Linked DNA regions of Homo sapiens: region 2 is linked to region 1. Evidence: chromatin loops called from intact Hi-C (ENCODE). Cell type or tissue: OCI-LY7. All regions are shown on one strand.

Evidence for each region. Hi-C counts contacts between places; a loop is a spot of excess contacts. Peaks named below come from ENCODE experiments on the same cell type or tissue, not always from the same donor. Only the 100,000 strongest peaks of a DNase experiment are listed, where the experiment ranks them.
Region 2: it touches region 1 in a loop (3-fold over the local background); 2 of 110 quality-filtered maps call a loop at or near these places.

The regions. Positions count from the first base shown.
Region 1 is chr1:174,259,611-174,267,610 of GRCh38, reverse strand. The region is part of intron 7 of RABGAP1L (RAB GTPase activating protein 1 like); the gene reads right to left. Among named protein-coding and RNA genes, the nearest start is that of RABGAP1L, 100 kb to the right of the region's middle. In OCI-LY7, CTCF peaks have their summits at 4,542 and 4,750 (motif pointing left); DNase peaks (open chromatin) are centred at 2,130, 4,630 and 5,028; H3K4me3 peaks cover 957 bases; H3K27ac peaks cover 6,145 bases.
Region 2 is chr1:174,090,370-174,098,369 of GRCh38, reverse strand. It overlaps the pseudogene RPL30P1 and the pseudogene RNU7-78P. Among named protein-coding and RNA genes, the nearest start is that of RABGAP1L-DT, 65 kb to the left of the region's middle. In OCI-LY7, CTCF peaks have their summits at 4,133 and 4,400; a DNase peak (open chromatin) is centred at 4,389.

The DNA of each region.
Region 1 (8,000 bases):
TTCTAAGTTTGGATTAACTTCCAAACTTTATCCTTTGCATGTTCAATGTTGTGAAGTATCTCCAAGAGTTCCTTTAATGTGAAAAATTTGCCAGAGTCATTTCCCCTGGAACATTCATGCTTTTCATCACAACCACTTTCCTTATTTACACTGATAAGTTCATCTTCACAAAGTTCATCTGGCTGCATATCTAGAGTCCACTGAATAGCAACAGTGTCAACACTCCCACAGACAGCTATTTATTCTACATCTCCATAAGTGTCCTATTCATATCCTTCAAAGTTACTTCTATAGCGAAGTAAAAGTTTGCTATACTACAGACATAATATTCATTGTTGCTCCCTGAAATGATGTCTTCAACTGCATGCTTTATGTCATATTTCTCCCAAAATTGAGATAAAGAAATTGCATAATCTCCAGTCTCCTTATAATTACTATTTCCTTTTGATGTGGCATCTAACTTCAGTATTTTGGCTGACATGCTAGCAAAACTGATTGGAATTTTTGTTTATTACAGTCTTAATCCAAAGCAGAAGTATATGCTCCAGTTAAACCATAAGCAGCTTTCTGTTCCTAGTGAAACTTAAACTAAAGGATGTTGGAGTGATTTTATCATTTTTTTAAATTTATCATACTTTTTCAATATGGTTCATATCACAACTTTATACAGGCCTAGGTCTCATTCTGTCTTCATTTTGCTGTTGCCATTTTAAAATCTTCTAAGACTGTGCATCTTCTAAAATTACATGCAATTTCACTTTCAGCATTATGACTTTTCATTTCTTTGTAGCACTGTTAGCTTTGTTGGCCAATTTCCTCTTTGGATTATCCATTTTTGTAAAATGTCAAATGGATTTATTACCAGAGACAAAGAGGCAACACAACCACATACTTTGCTATCTGTAAGTAAAGTGAATAACAGATACACAGTGACCAATCACCAACAGACTTTGGAAGAAGCGACATGATTGGTCACTAATCATGTATGTATATAGTGACTTGTGGACTGAACAGCAGAGTTTGTTTTGCAATTACTCTGTTAATATACTATGGTAACAGAAATTTGAACCATGTGTTTGGGAGACTAGTGTTGTAACTGAACCACGGTAAGAGAAAATAATGTATACCATAACTACAAAGCAAGGACTGCCTGTATATACACACATAGGTTCTAAAGAACTCTAGCCAAGATTTTGCCTTCCAGTGGTAGCAGTCTACTCAGATTTTGCAGGTTACTTACTTCTGATTATCACTCAAAAAAGACCAATAGTCTTAAAATCTTAACTGTGGTTGTTGTAATAGTACCACTAATAGTAATAATAGCATGCATTTATTAAGCATTATTGTGAACACTTTACAGTTACTAGCTAATCTTCTCCCCACAATCTTAAGAGGTAAGTTTTATTCACAATTTACAAATTGCAAACTGAAGCACAGAGAAGTTAAATAACTTGACCAAGATCACTGTAAAGCCAAGATTCAAACCCAGATGAGGGTACTCTATAGCTATTTATCCTAAAAATTTCACTCTAGTAACTTCAGTGATATCAGTAATAGGAAGAAGGAGTCTCTCCAGATTTAAAAATTGGTTACTCTTTTCATTCATCAGGTAGGAAATCGTTTTATCTATCTATCTGTCTATGTAACTAACTATCTATCTTAGATTTCCTAGAACACTAGGAAAAATCACCAAGAAAAAAATAACCTAAATAGATCTTAGGACTGCCATAGAGCTGCTACCAGTACAGAGAATTTAACATGCAGATAGGCTATAAAAGAAGAATATCTTAGGTCCACTTTTTTTAAATTTTCAACCAACAAATTTCAAAAACAAAAAAAAATACCAGTACAGAGAAAATAACATACAGAAAGAAGAATATTTTTAGGTCAATGTTCTTAAAATTTTTCATTGAATAAATTTCAAAAATAAAAACAAAAAAACCCTCCATACCATCCTTAGCAATAATGTTCCCATTAATTCTCACATTAATAAAGGGTCAAAATTTAAAATGCAGAATAACTCAAATATGAGTGCTTTCCTTCTTCACTTTTTTTTTTTTTTTTTTCAAGACAGGCTCCAGCTCTGTCACCCAGGCTGGAGTGCAGTGGCACAATCTCAGCTCTGCAACCTCCACTTCCTGATTCAAGCCATCCTCCCACCAAATATGAGTACTTTTACTAACTCCCTTCAAATACAAAATGAGAACTTAGCTACAGTCAGATTTTAAAATATATTAAAAATGATTATAACAAGAAAACCAATAAATTTCAAAGTCTGACATGGTTTAATCCCTGCTTAAAACATTTAAAATCAATTATTTTGCTTTTCCATTCAGTAAGACTAATACAGGACATTCAGATAGTGATACATTATTTGGGCTTTTGCAGATACTAGCTATATGCATCAAAATAAACGGGTGCTAATTTACAAGTATTTTTACAATTGAATGTATTTGTAAACACAATTCAAAAACATCTAAAAGCATAAAGAAAAGGAATATCTTCCCCTGTACAGCTACAGCTGATTAACAAAAGTCCATTTTTCTCCTTCATAAAGGCTCATTTTGCAGGCTACTGATTCCTGATTATCACTCATAAAACACATGTAGATAGGGTTGAACAAAACATGGGCAAAAAATGATGAATTCAATTTTATGAGAAAATTTATAGCAAAAGTACCTACATTAACTTTTGATAAAATAAGAAAACTAGTGATTAGACTTGGAGTTCCTATTTCTTTTTCTCTCGATTGTCATTTCTTTTGTTTTTTTTTCTAATTTTTTTCTTTTATCTACAGTCTATATTTTTTCCCATTTCTATTCGTATTTTTTCTTTAATCCCTTTCCTCTAGGGTTTTTCTTTCTTTACATAGTTGGAAGTAGAACTAATATGATTTAATGAAGAATTAGATGTAGAGTGAGAGAAAATGGAGTTGAAAATGCCAAGTTTTTCATCTACAATAATTGGAAAGATCAAGTTACAAATTAAAAAGACTGTGAGAAATTACAGGAGGAACAAGTTTGGGACAGTGTCAAACTTGATTTTTTAGTTTGATTTTTGAACATATTAACTTTGAGATGCCAGATGAAGATCTGAAGTTGTTGAATATATAAGTTTGGAGACCTCAGGTCAGAGAAAAACATTTGGAATCATCCAGTCATAGATATATTTAAAGTCATGAGACTGGATGGGCTAATCTAACAAGCAAGTGTGGTAGAAGAAAGACTGCTTAAACAATGTCTTTGAGATGTCAAAATGGAATAAAATAGAGTATACAAGTAGAAAATTAGCCTTAAAAGCAGGGACATTTCATATTATAAAAGAATTAAGTTTCTTGTAGTACAGTGGAATAATGAAATAATTCACCTAAATATATAAAACTTCAAAATTTAAAAAATACCAGGGAAATAAAAAGAATGAGTAAATTTATTAAAATATGCTGAAAATTTTAAAAATCAAATATTTAAAGCACAAATACAAAATTTCACCTATAAGACATATTTAACTTTTAATTAATTGCTTAAAGTCCTACTAAAAAAAAAATAACATTTTTAAGTCTTCCTCCCTCTTCCCTTCAAATGATCCAAAGATCTTGAAAAGGGAATAAAACAACTATGCTACTATTACAAATACGGATAAAATATTAGTAACTAAACAATATTTACTAAAGAAATAAAATAATCATATCCTATTTATAGGTACTTAATACTGACCCCTGTAAACATCCCCCGGCCCCCCAAAAAAGAAAGAAAGTCATACAGAAGAGTCAAATGAAAAGGCTTTAGGAAGAATAGCAAGATGGTCTTGATTCAAATACTTGTGTTGCCAATTATAAGCTAGATCTCATAGCAAGGCAAAATAAAATGCTTTAGCTCCCTACTCCCCGTTAAAAAAAAAAAAGTAAATAAAAGATAATCTACTTTGCAGGGTTTCTTGCTTTAGTAAGAAAAAGGCTGTGCGTGGAATGGAAATAAACATACGGTAGAAATAATAGTTGTTTTTTCCTTGCCATTACTGTGACAGTAAAAAGATTATCTAAAATAACCACTTTTTTGTTTTGTTTTTCCTGGAAAAATATCAGAAACTTTATGGACTGCTTAATATCATTAGATATTAATTCAATTAGATACTGTAAGTCAGCATTTGATTAGGACAGAAAACACAGTAATTTAAACAGGGAAAATTTACTATAAAGAATTATTAACTGTCATAGTAGAGTAACTACAAAGAGAATTTAACCCTAAAGCTAAGGGAGAGTACCACAAGAAGAACTAACGTGGAAGTTGGGTCCTTTCACCAAAGGTGGTATTCAGACCTCACTGGAGAAGGCAGGATTACAGCCCAATGAATAGCAAAGAAGTTTGTTGGACTGCCCAGGCAAAGCTAGACCACAGGCACGCAGGAAACCCTCTGGGCTGCAGCCAGCAAAGGCTGGCAGGCAGGTGGGCAAAGGAAATCAGGGCTTCCAGAGTCAGCTCACTGGCAGGGTGGTACGAGGCCTGGGGCACACAGTGTCTGTGTCAGGAAGGCTGTAGGAGGGCCTCACTGAGACAGAACCAAAGCTATGAGCTCACGGAGGGACTGCATGTGAGTGCACAGCTGGGTTGAACCAAACATCAGCAAAAGCACAGCATCACTGGATGTCCCTGGATCTTACAATAAGCAAGAGCAAGAAAACAATAAATGTAACACATCAGAAACAAAAGAAACCCCATCTTCCTGCAGTGTCCCTGCAACACCCTCTACTGGCATAATTTAATATTGTGCTTGCTGCAAAGAAGAAATGTTTAAAGCTCCATTAATGCAGATCAGCTAAGAGGACAGATTTGGAGCCAAGGGGCAATAACCTGGTAACTGGATAGGATATGGTTAAAATACCCAATCTCTTCTAATTAGCAGCCAGGCTACATATCCAAATTTCTTAAACCAATAAATTAAATGTTTATATTATAGAAGTATACTGTGATTTATAAAAGGATTCAAAAAGAGCTGCAATAGAGGTCTGCAAATTGTACCAATGCCAGTTTCCTAGCTGTGATACTGTACTATGGTTATGTAAGATGTTACCATAGGGGGAAATGGGGAAGCACACATAGAGCATCTCTATACTATTATTGCAATTTCCTGTGCATCTACAATTACTTCAAACTGGAATTTTTTTTAATGAGCTCCAAAACATCTAGAATCAATCAACTTATGAGAACACATTACAGACAACAATATATGTTTTCATTGCTCATATTTTAAAAGTATTTCTTAAAATACAATGCTAAAAACGTAATAGTACTACATCCACATTTAATACTTAAACCATGATGCCGCCTCTCCCCACTGGGTGCCAACAGAAGCCAGCAATGAAAAGATGCTGAAAATTCTGTCCTGATTACAAGTTTCAGTTCAAAGGCTGAGAGTCAGATAGAAGCTTCCAGTTATCCACTCCCCAAATTATTCACCTGAAAATGCCAATAGCTTTCTATCAATTGTCACATGAAATCATTAACAGAGAATAATGAAAGTACTTTTGTATAAGTAAGTAATACCTGTTTTCCTATGGAAAAAGAGAGTTATCCTTCTACTGCCTTAAAAGAAAACACAAAAAGGACAAGTGAGTAAGCTCACAGGGTAGCTTTTAAAATGTTATGCAGAATATGGGTCATCCCACTAATCTATTCCCATTTTCAGGAAAGGGAGGAATGATATCCTCTAAGAGAAATTATTATAACATCTAAAATTCTTTATTTTGCTGTAAAAGTTCATAAACGTACTAATTCACATAAGAGAATAAAACATCCAAATCAGACTGACATCTAGGCAACTTCAAGATAGTAACTTGAGTTTTTACCTAAATAAAACTGTAACAACTTGCTAAGGCAAAAGTAAAAATAAGTACTAAGTAAATCCAGCAAAAGACCCTCAGAATGGTCTAACATCAAGTTAGAGCAGTCAAAAAATAATAAACAATTCAAATTCTACTGTCCATCAAATTTAGTGATGTCAACTCACACTAAAAAACTGTTTCATGAGAAGAAGAGAGTCCCTGGGTGATTTTTTCAGTACTCCTTGTCTAGGATATCTTTTCCTCAAGAAAATAACACAAGGAAAGGTACTATCAATCACCCATGCTACACAGTATGGTTCTTATCACTTCAGTTTCTCATTATATAGTTTGTGCTGCAAGCCGGCAAGCACAAATTGAAAACTGAAGCAAAATTGCTACCAAAAGAGGCACATCACTGAACTCTCCAAATGATCAAACTACATGATCTGATATGATCACTGTCATTTAGAAGTGATGTTTTTCTAATGTATATATAATGATTGTATCCCCCCAAATCAATGTGAGATAGAAGTGGCTCATGGAAATCCTTATTTTCCAACAGTGTTGGCCCATGTTACTCACTGCAAATTGAGTTGTGTGCTTATAACAACTCTAATCATTATATTCTGCTTGCTGTATCACTACTTCATTCTGGTTAGCACAAGTATTAATATGAGGGCAGACCCCTGAGAAGAGTGATAGGACAGACATAAAACCTGGTGCCAAAAATCGCTTCCTGATTACCCTTCCCCAAGGCCTGAAACTACCATTATTGGAACCTCTTCATGTTAAGGAATAATAAAGAGGCCCATTTTCTAAATGTATATGGTATTATTTGTCTTGAATCATTTTATCATGAAATAAGAAGTAATACTTGGCAAAAAAAAAAATCAACTAGACAGAGCACTAATGGCAAAGACTGAAAAAATTTCCCCTTCTCTCACCTTTGGAATATTGAGCATAGCAAACTATTCAAAGCATCCAAGTAGGTGCTAAGTAATAGTGCTAGTAATAGTGCATTTAGGTAACAGTGCTAGTAATAGTGTATTTTAAACACTATCAAGGCTTTAAAAATACATATCAATGTGTTAGTATGCAAGAAATCTTTTGCAATATTTCTGTATGTGGTGATACCAAAACCCATAATAATGGCAGCTAGTCAGAGAGAGAAATGATCACCATTTCTGCTTTGGGAACACCAGAAGAGCCTGACCTCATGTACACACACTTTAACATCTCAGCTGGAGACCCTCAATAAGTAAGCTTTGCCCTACCACTCCTCACACATTTCATATACAATGATCTTGCTTTCTCCTCTTAGTTGTTAATGTCAGCTTTCTCTTCTACAAATTGGCTTTTCTCCCAAGGCACTGAGGGTTTGAAATTTCTGAGCAATCACTTGAATGCCCTAACATCTAAGTTCGCACTTTTAAATTCTGCTGAAAAGATACCAAAGAATACCAATTCATTTATCTTCAAACTGGCTTAATTTTAAACCTAGTATATAATCAAGAATTAATTGGGTTTAGCCTTTAAGAGTACACAGTCAGAAATCAGATGACCCTGGTTTAAATCCTGGCTCTACCAGTTTCTGGCCAAGTAACCAAAGTTACTTAACCTGATTAAACCTCTGTTTCATCATCTATAAAATGGAGTAATAGGCCAGGCGTGGTGGCTTACACCTGTAATCCCAGCACTTTGGGAGGCTGAGGCGGGCAGATCACGAGGTCAGGAGTTCAAGACCAGCCTGACCAATATGGTGAAACCCCATCTTTACTAAACATACAAAAATTAGCCGGGTGTAGTGGCGCATGCCTATAGTCCCAGCTACTCAGGAGGCTGAGGCAGAAGAATTGCTTGAACCCGGGAGGCAGAGGTTGCAGTGAGCCAAGATCACACCACTGCACTCCAGCCTGGGTGACAGAGTGAGACTCTGTCTCAAAAAAAAAAAAAAATGCAGTAATAATAACAGTACCTTCCTCATATGTTAAGAAAAGTTGTTCAATGGCCACCAAATAGTAAGTGTTCATTAAATGTTGGCCATTATTATTGCTCTTTTATATCCAGTTATTAAATAAAGCTTAATATGTGATATCCAACATGGGTAATCAAGAAAAGGAAAAGAATATTAAAAGTTTTCATGACTTGAGAACAGTTTTCATACATTCTTTAAAATACATAG
Region 2 (8,000 bases), 170 kb after region 1:
CTGTAACTCACTGGGTAGTCTGCTCCTTGCAAATGAAAACATCCTATGTGATGTGAATTTTCCATGCAACATTGCTTCATTGCTTCAACAAATGAACTCTGTGAGTCAATATTCTGATACCCATTAGATTTACAGGTCTTATCTTGCACCCCATCAGCCAGAAGCAGTTGATGTTGATCTTATAGAATAGTGACATGGCTATTGAAAACCCAGTTACATTGCCAGCTCTCAGGCCATGCTATATTGGGGTGTGAAGCTGGGATGTGATCCTGCAGGATGAGGTAAATGCTCAGAACCTTTGAATAATACATAGTGCAGTTTCTCTTCTCCAGGAACCAAAGGAGTATAAATGGGGTTGTGCCTCCAAAAGTTTTATCAGTAGCCCTTGCATAAAATGTTTGTTTCCTGTCCTCATGACTTTGGTCTTTGATAATTTAGCAGTTTTAATAATTAAGAGTACACACACCAGGGATACAATAATTTTGTGGGATAGACAAGTAGAAATGTCTTTTAGTCAGAAAATACAGGGTCACAATTTAAATGAGAAGACAAGACTAGAGGTAACAGTTTGAGAGTCTTCAGGTGTCCGATGTGAAGGTGTAAGAGTAAATTAGTCCTCTGAAGGAGAGTGCAGACTGAGCAGCCAGCCAAAGACTGCAACCTGGGAAATCCTATAGTCAGAGGCTGAAGAAATGAACACAGGTTGAAACAATCTACGATAAAAATCAGTGAGGCATTTCTAGCTTTAAATAGTATTTGGCTAGCAGCCCTGCCTCAGGGTCTCTCAACTGCTGCCTAAAACCCATAAAAAGGTAAAGAAAAATGACAAAATTAATCCTAACACAGAGCATAAAGAATGACAAGCTGCTTGCTCATTACCAGGAGGAATTGCCCTAATTTATGAGGCTAATGGAGGTGGATTCAGAAAAACAGTTGTTGGCTTATCCATACTCTACTTCATGGTACAGAACAGATCCACCCATCTGAAAGAAAGTTTGGCATCTGAGCATCCCTTTCCCACTGTCTGCTCACTGAATTAGAGAGCCAGTGTCCATCAGAGCTGCAAACTAAGCAGCTGGCCCTCTTCGGCCTCTGTATTAGCCTGTTCTTGAATTGCTGTAAAAAAAAAATTACCTGACACTGGGTAATTTATAAAGAAAAGAGGTTTAATTGGCTCATAGTTCTGAAGGCTATACAGGAAGCATTGTGGCTTCTGCTTTTGGGGAGGCCTCGAGAAGCTTCCAATCATGGCAAAAGGCAAAGGGGGAGCAGGCATCTTACATGGCAGGAGCAGGAGCAAGAGAGAAAGTAAGGGAGGAGGTGATACACACTTTTAAACAACCAGCTCTCACGAGAACTCACTATCATGAGGCATAGCGTGAAGGGGATGGTGGTAACCGTTCCTGAGAAATCCACCCCTGTGATTCAATCACCTCCCACCAGGCCCCACCTCCAACACTGAGGATTATAATTCGACATGAGATTTGGGCAGAGACACAGATCCAAACAATATCAGCCTCTCGAATCTAAAATCCTGCTTTGAGACGTGATTATAATACTGTTAGAGACTATCATCTTTATGCATGTAACTGGGGACTGCAACTTCCGGAATTCAGTGGCGAAAGATGGGGTGGATGGAGAGACAGGTAATTGTCCATTTGCCCTGTCACATTTGTCCCTATGAATACAGTGTACGGGGAGAGTGCTGGCTGCAGTGCTTGCTGAAATGATAGCTGATCATGGATTCCATTGGTTTAAGACAGTGGAATAACAAAAGGCCCTGGGAATTACTCTCACGTAGGCATATCGATCTGGACTCTACTTAGAGATCTAAGAGTGGAGCCAAAGGAAATCCACACTTCCTATCTGAATAGATGACTGATATACTGGACATAGATGAGAAAATAAAGAAGGGAAAAACCTGTCCAAACTGACCTAAGATCTTAATTCTCTCCAGATTTAGCAGTATGAAAAGCTATCACATTCTTGTGTATTTTATTTCCTCAAGTTAACATTCCTGGCTGTCTCCAGATTCTACTAGTTAAGGTCCATCTTGCCTGACAACCTTTGAAAAAGATCCAGTTCTTGAGTTCATCTTCCCTCACAGATTTCAAGTTTCAGATTATTGTTTGCTTCTCAAGGCTGCTTGGCAAGGCTCTTAGACTTCAACTCTCCTTTGTTCCCTATCCACAGCTAGTGGTCAGCTCTGCTTACTTGCACATGACCTGTCCCAAATCCTTGGAACCTTGGTCCATATCACACTCCCAAGCCCTCTTCTTGTCCCAAGAGAAGCATAAAAAATAATATACAAAAGGGAAAGGATCATAATACAGAAGATTCAGAAGATTCGCTTATCTCTGAAAGTGATTTTCTAAGGAAATAGATACCTCTTTTAGAAAATTTGCATTCTCAAGAAGAAAGCAAGAAGATGAGGCTTGTATGAAACAGAAGCAGAAAGACAAAAGAGATGAGATAAAACCCAATCTGAGAATTACAAGTATGTTTGAGGAGTAATCTGGACTAATTTAAACAGAAGTAATAGTAACTCAAAGGCAAATTGAATAAAAATATCTAGACTTAAAAGAAGACCTAAAAGTAAAGAAAAAGGTGACATGAGATTAATGGTCAAAGATCCATATCTAGACATATCCTAGGGGGCAGAGAAGATAACAAGGAGTTTGCAAGCATTCCAGTAGACTAAAACAGATTACTTATAAATAACTAAAAATCAGATAACCCTCATTTAGAGCTTCCATTATAACAAAGTTTGTAACAAAATTTGGATGGATAAAATTTACAATTTAAGCTACTGTTTAAGTGCAAACTAATGTGTTTATGTACGATGGCAAGATAAAACATGAGAAGTTTCAGAATAAAATAATACCCATATTTTCTTCTTTAAAAAAGTCTTGAGCATAGCCGAGCACAGTGGCTTTTACCTGTAGTCCCAACTACTCAGGACTCTGGAGGCTGAGGTGGGAGGATTGCTTGAGCCCAGGAGTTCAAGGTCAGTCTTGGCAACATTGAGAAACCCATGTCTAAAAACTTTTTTTTAATAAAAAATAAATCACATTAAAGCTCTTTTAAAATTTGTCTAGCAGGTTTTCTGGTCTTTACCAGAAAGTCCCCGACAATGAAAAAAAATTTTTGTAAGAAAAATAAATTTTAAGAAATAAATCTTGGCTGGGAGCGGTGGCTCATGCCTGTAATCCCAGCACTTTGGAAGACCAAGGTGGGAGGATCACTTGAGCTCACGAGTTCAAGACCAGTCTAGGCAACATGGTGAAACCTCGTCTCTAATAAAAGTACAAAAAAAAAAAACCTAACTGGGCGTGGTGGCCCACACCTGTCATCCCAGCTACTCAGGGTGCTGAGGTGGAAGGATCGCTTGGGGCAGAGAGGTCGAGGATGCAGTGAGCCAAGATTATGCCACTGCACTCCAACCCAGGCAACTGGAGTGAGACCCCATCTCTAAATAAATAAATAAATAAATCTTGAGTATCTTCAACTAAGAAATCAGAATAAGAATTCCAAATGAAGGCCAGGTGCAGTGCTCATGCCTGTAAACCCAGCACTTTGGGAGGCTGAGGCAGGCAGATCACCTGAGGTCAGGAGTTCGAGACCAGCCTGGCCAACTTGGCAAAACCCTGTCTGTACTAAAAATACAAAAATTAGCCAGGCGTGGTGGCAGGCACCTGTAATCCCAGCTACTTAGGAGGCTGAGGCAGGAGAATCACTTGAACCTGGGAGGCAGAGGATGCAGTAAGCTGAGATCACGCTATTGCACTCCAACCTGGGAGACAGAACGAGACTCCATTTCAAAAAAAAAAAAAAGGAATTCCAAATGAGTAAGTTGTGCTATAAAATATGCACAATGGACATTAAAGCCTATTAAGTGTTATTTATTCAATTAACAGATACTTATTAAGTATTTTTACTATGTACTAAGCAATGGAAATGCAACAGTGAACAAGACTGTTTATTCCACTCGAGGGAAATAAAGACAATTCAATAAGTAATTATGGGTCGGGTGCGGTGGCTCACTCCTGTAATTCCAGTACTTCGGGAGGCTGAGGCAAGCGGATCACCTGAGGTCAGGAGTTTGAGATCAGCCTGTCCAACATGGTGAAACCCCATCTCTACTAAAAATACAAAAATTAGCCAGGCGTGGTGGCAAGTGCCTGTAATCCCAGCTACTCGGGAAGCTGAGGCAGGAAAATCACTTGAACCTGGGAGGTGAAGGTTGCAGTGAGCCGAGATGGTGCCACTGCACTCCAGCCTGGGTGACAGAATGAGACTCTGTCTCTCAAAAAAAAAAAAAAAAAAAAGTAATTATGATCAAGTGTGTGCTATGAAGCATATAGTGGAGGTCGAGGGCCACCCAGAGGAAGTGCAATGTTAAAACGAGGCTAGAAATTAGCCAGGCAAACAAGAGCAGGGAAGAGAATATTCTAGACAAAGTGAGGAGCCTCAAAAGAGAGAGCATTTGAAAAATGGAAATGTGTTCAGTGGGCCTGGAGCTTTGAGATCAGGCTACCAAGGTCGTCAGGGGCTGGATCATGACTGTAAGCCATACTAAGGGCTTTGGTTTTTATCATAAAGGTAAGGCAAGGGATAGATATTATGGAAGAGTTGATCAGGAAAAAGATGATCAGATCTGAGCTTCAGAAAATACTTTTTTTTTTTTTTTTTTGAGACAGGGTCTCCTTTTGGTCACCCAGGCTGGAGTGCAGTGGCACCATCACGGCTCACTGCAGCCTCGAACCCCCCCCAGGCTCAAGCAATCCTCCCACCTCAGCCTCCTGAGTATCTGGGACCACAGACTTGCACCACCATGCCCAGCTAGTTTTTGTTTGTTTGTTTGTTTGTTTGTTTGTTTTTTGTAGAGACAAGAGTTTCGCCATGTTGCCTAGGCTGGTCTCAAACTCCTGGGCTCAAGTGAGCCAGCTGCCTGGGCCTCCCAAAGTGCTGGGATTACAAGCATGAGCCATCATGCCCAACCATATTTTTTCTATATAGGAAATGGATTAGACTGTAGTAGATAAGTGGGTGGATTCATAAGATGTTTGCAAAAAAAGATAGGAAATCAAATCAACAGGATATGGTGAGTGACTGGAAACAGCAGGTAAGGGAGAGGAGAAGTTAAGAGCAACTTCTAAGTTTCTAGCAGGGGCTGTGAGGTGGATAATGGTGCTGTTACTGAGAAGGGATATCTTGCAGGAGGACCAGGTTTAAGGGAAGGGCTAAGTTTGGAATATTTTGAGTTTGAGGAAGCTAGGAATCATTCAAGTAGACAACTAGTTATATGAATCTGAAGCTAAGGGACAATATCTTTCTCAGTATACAGGTCTTGGAGTTAAAAACAATTGTCAAAAAGATTAGCCTAAGAATGTTCATAGAAGCTTTATTCACAAAAACCAAAAACTGGAAACAATCCAAATGTTCAATGGGAGAATGAATATACATACTGTGGTACATTTGTATTATGGAATACTACTCTGTAATAAAATAATAAACTATTGATATATATATATAATACAATAGGTGACTTCAAAACAACATCATATTAAGGAAAAAAAGCCAGAAAACACTACATATTTTATTATTCTATTTGTGTGAAGATTAAGACTAGTAAAACTAGTCTATAGTGATAAAAATCAAAATAGTTGTTGCCTGGAGTTTTTGGGCAGTAGGAGGGGGTGTTGGTGGCAAGGAGGAGGATGAGGGGATTAACTGGAAAAGGGCTGGAGGGAACTTGCTGTGTTGACAGAAATGTTCTGGGTTTGTCTTGACTGGGGTGTTTTTTACACAGAAGGGTATATTTGTCTTAACTCATCAGATTATATACAAAAGATCTGTGCATGTTACTGTATGCAAATTATATCTCAGTAAAATTAATTAGTGAAAAATAAATAAAAAGCACCCAGGAGAGAATTTCCACAGGTTCCTACCATCATCATATCTACCCATCCTATATCTGTGCCCAGGTACTGCCTTTCCTCCTGTTTATAAAAATGAACTGTCTTTTCTCCTAAAGCCACTCTTCCATTGCAACACTATATCCCATTCCTTCTCATCTCACCTCATTGATGACATTACTCTGGTAATTCTCCCTTCACCCTCCTGCATCAGTTTTTCTGTCTCTACTGGATCATTCACATGAGCACAGAAACATGCTGAAAAATCCCCCATTCTAAAAAGAGAGAGATGTCCTCCTTTGACCTGACATCCTCCTGCAGCTTACATTCCATTTCTCTACTTTTGATACAACAAAATTCTTCATAAGTGTTGCCTGTATTTTCTGTCTACAAGTTCCTTCCGTGTCTTCTCTTAAACCTACTCCAGTTAGGGTTTTGCCCTCGTCACAACTCAAACTGCCTGCCAAGGTCACCAATAACCTTTTTGTGGCCAAATCAAATGGTTAACTCTCAGACCATTGATCTTTCTTTTCTCCGCTAAATACATTCTACACTTGCTTCAGGGTTTGTTTTCCTCTTACCTCACTGGCCATTCTTCCTTTGCTGATCCATTTCCCTCAACCCGATCCCTAAATATTGGGTTTGGCCCTTGCAACTCTTTTCTTTCCTATCTATGCTCACTGTCTTGATGGTCACATCCAATCTTGTGGCTTAAATACAATCTATATTCTGACAATATCCAATTAAAAAAAAAACAATTCTCTCCTCAAGACCTGCATCAACCCCAAACTCACAATAATAATTAATTCCCAGTATAGCTCAGAGGGAAAATTACAAGCTCTACTGAGTGAGAGAAAATACTATATACACAGAAAATGCAGCAGTTGAAGGATAACTTGTATTGTCAGAAATTTGGGGAGCATATTGACAGTATATTCTAAAGGTATTAGTCCACAGAGAAAAAAATATAAGGTTGGATCTGGCTAAATTTATTAATATAAATATGGAGATTTAATATGTTTAACTGCCTGGGTGTAACTAACAATTTGCTTGGTTGGTTAGCAGGACTGACTTCAATAGTGGCCTATAGTGAATGAAATTGAGATGCCATCCCAGCACTTTGGGAGGCCGAGGCGGGTGGATCATGAGATGAGGAGTTCAAGACCAGCCTGGCCAAGATGCTGAAACCCCGTCTCCACCAAAAATACAAAAATTAGCTGGATGTGGTGGTGCACGTCAGGCACACCACCGAGTAGCCTAATCCCAGCTACTCAGGAGGCTGAGGCAGAAGAATCGCTTGAACCCGGGCGGTGGAGCTTGCAGTGAGCCGAGATCGCGCCACTGCACTCCAGCATGGGTGACAGAGTGAGACTCCGTCTCAAAAAAAAAAAAAGAAAGAAATTGAGATGCCAGTACTTCTTTGGTATGCTCTAGGAATTAAACCTCAGGCTTAGGGAAATGAGTATGTTAGAGCAGATATGATCATCCACATACCAACCATACCTCCTGGAGGCCTAGAGGGTATTCTCTTCACCAAGCCATTAATAAATTAATAAATATGAAAAATTAATCATTTAATAAATGCCTGGGTTGGGAGCTTCAGTATCCTTTTAAAGCTCTGTGTTGGCTGTATTCCGTAGGTCAGTGATGACGGTCGGAAATGTTGCCATGAAATTAGGAATCCCTGATTGCAATGGAATAATAGAATCCTGGTGTGTAGAAGGCCAGGTGGCAGCATTTAATCATCAGAGACAGGATAGATGCAATTACCACATTAAGCTGCAGAGAGGAAATGTTAATCAAGTACTTTAACCCAAGAGATTTGTGGCAATAATTAATTACAAGGTTCCTGGGAATGAAACAGGTGGGCAGCCCATCAAAGTTTTGCTTTAGAAAAATTCTAGGTCTTCCCTTCTTGCCTCCCAGTTACCTTGGCAGCTGCTTTTGTTTGGGGGCCATCCCACACCTAATGCAGGAAGATGGTGCTTGCAAAGAAGATTAAAAAGTCAGTGGAATGGATCAACTCTAGGCTTCTACTTGTTATAAAAAGTGGAAAGTACATACTGGCGTACAAGCAGACTC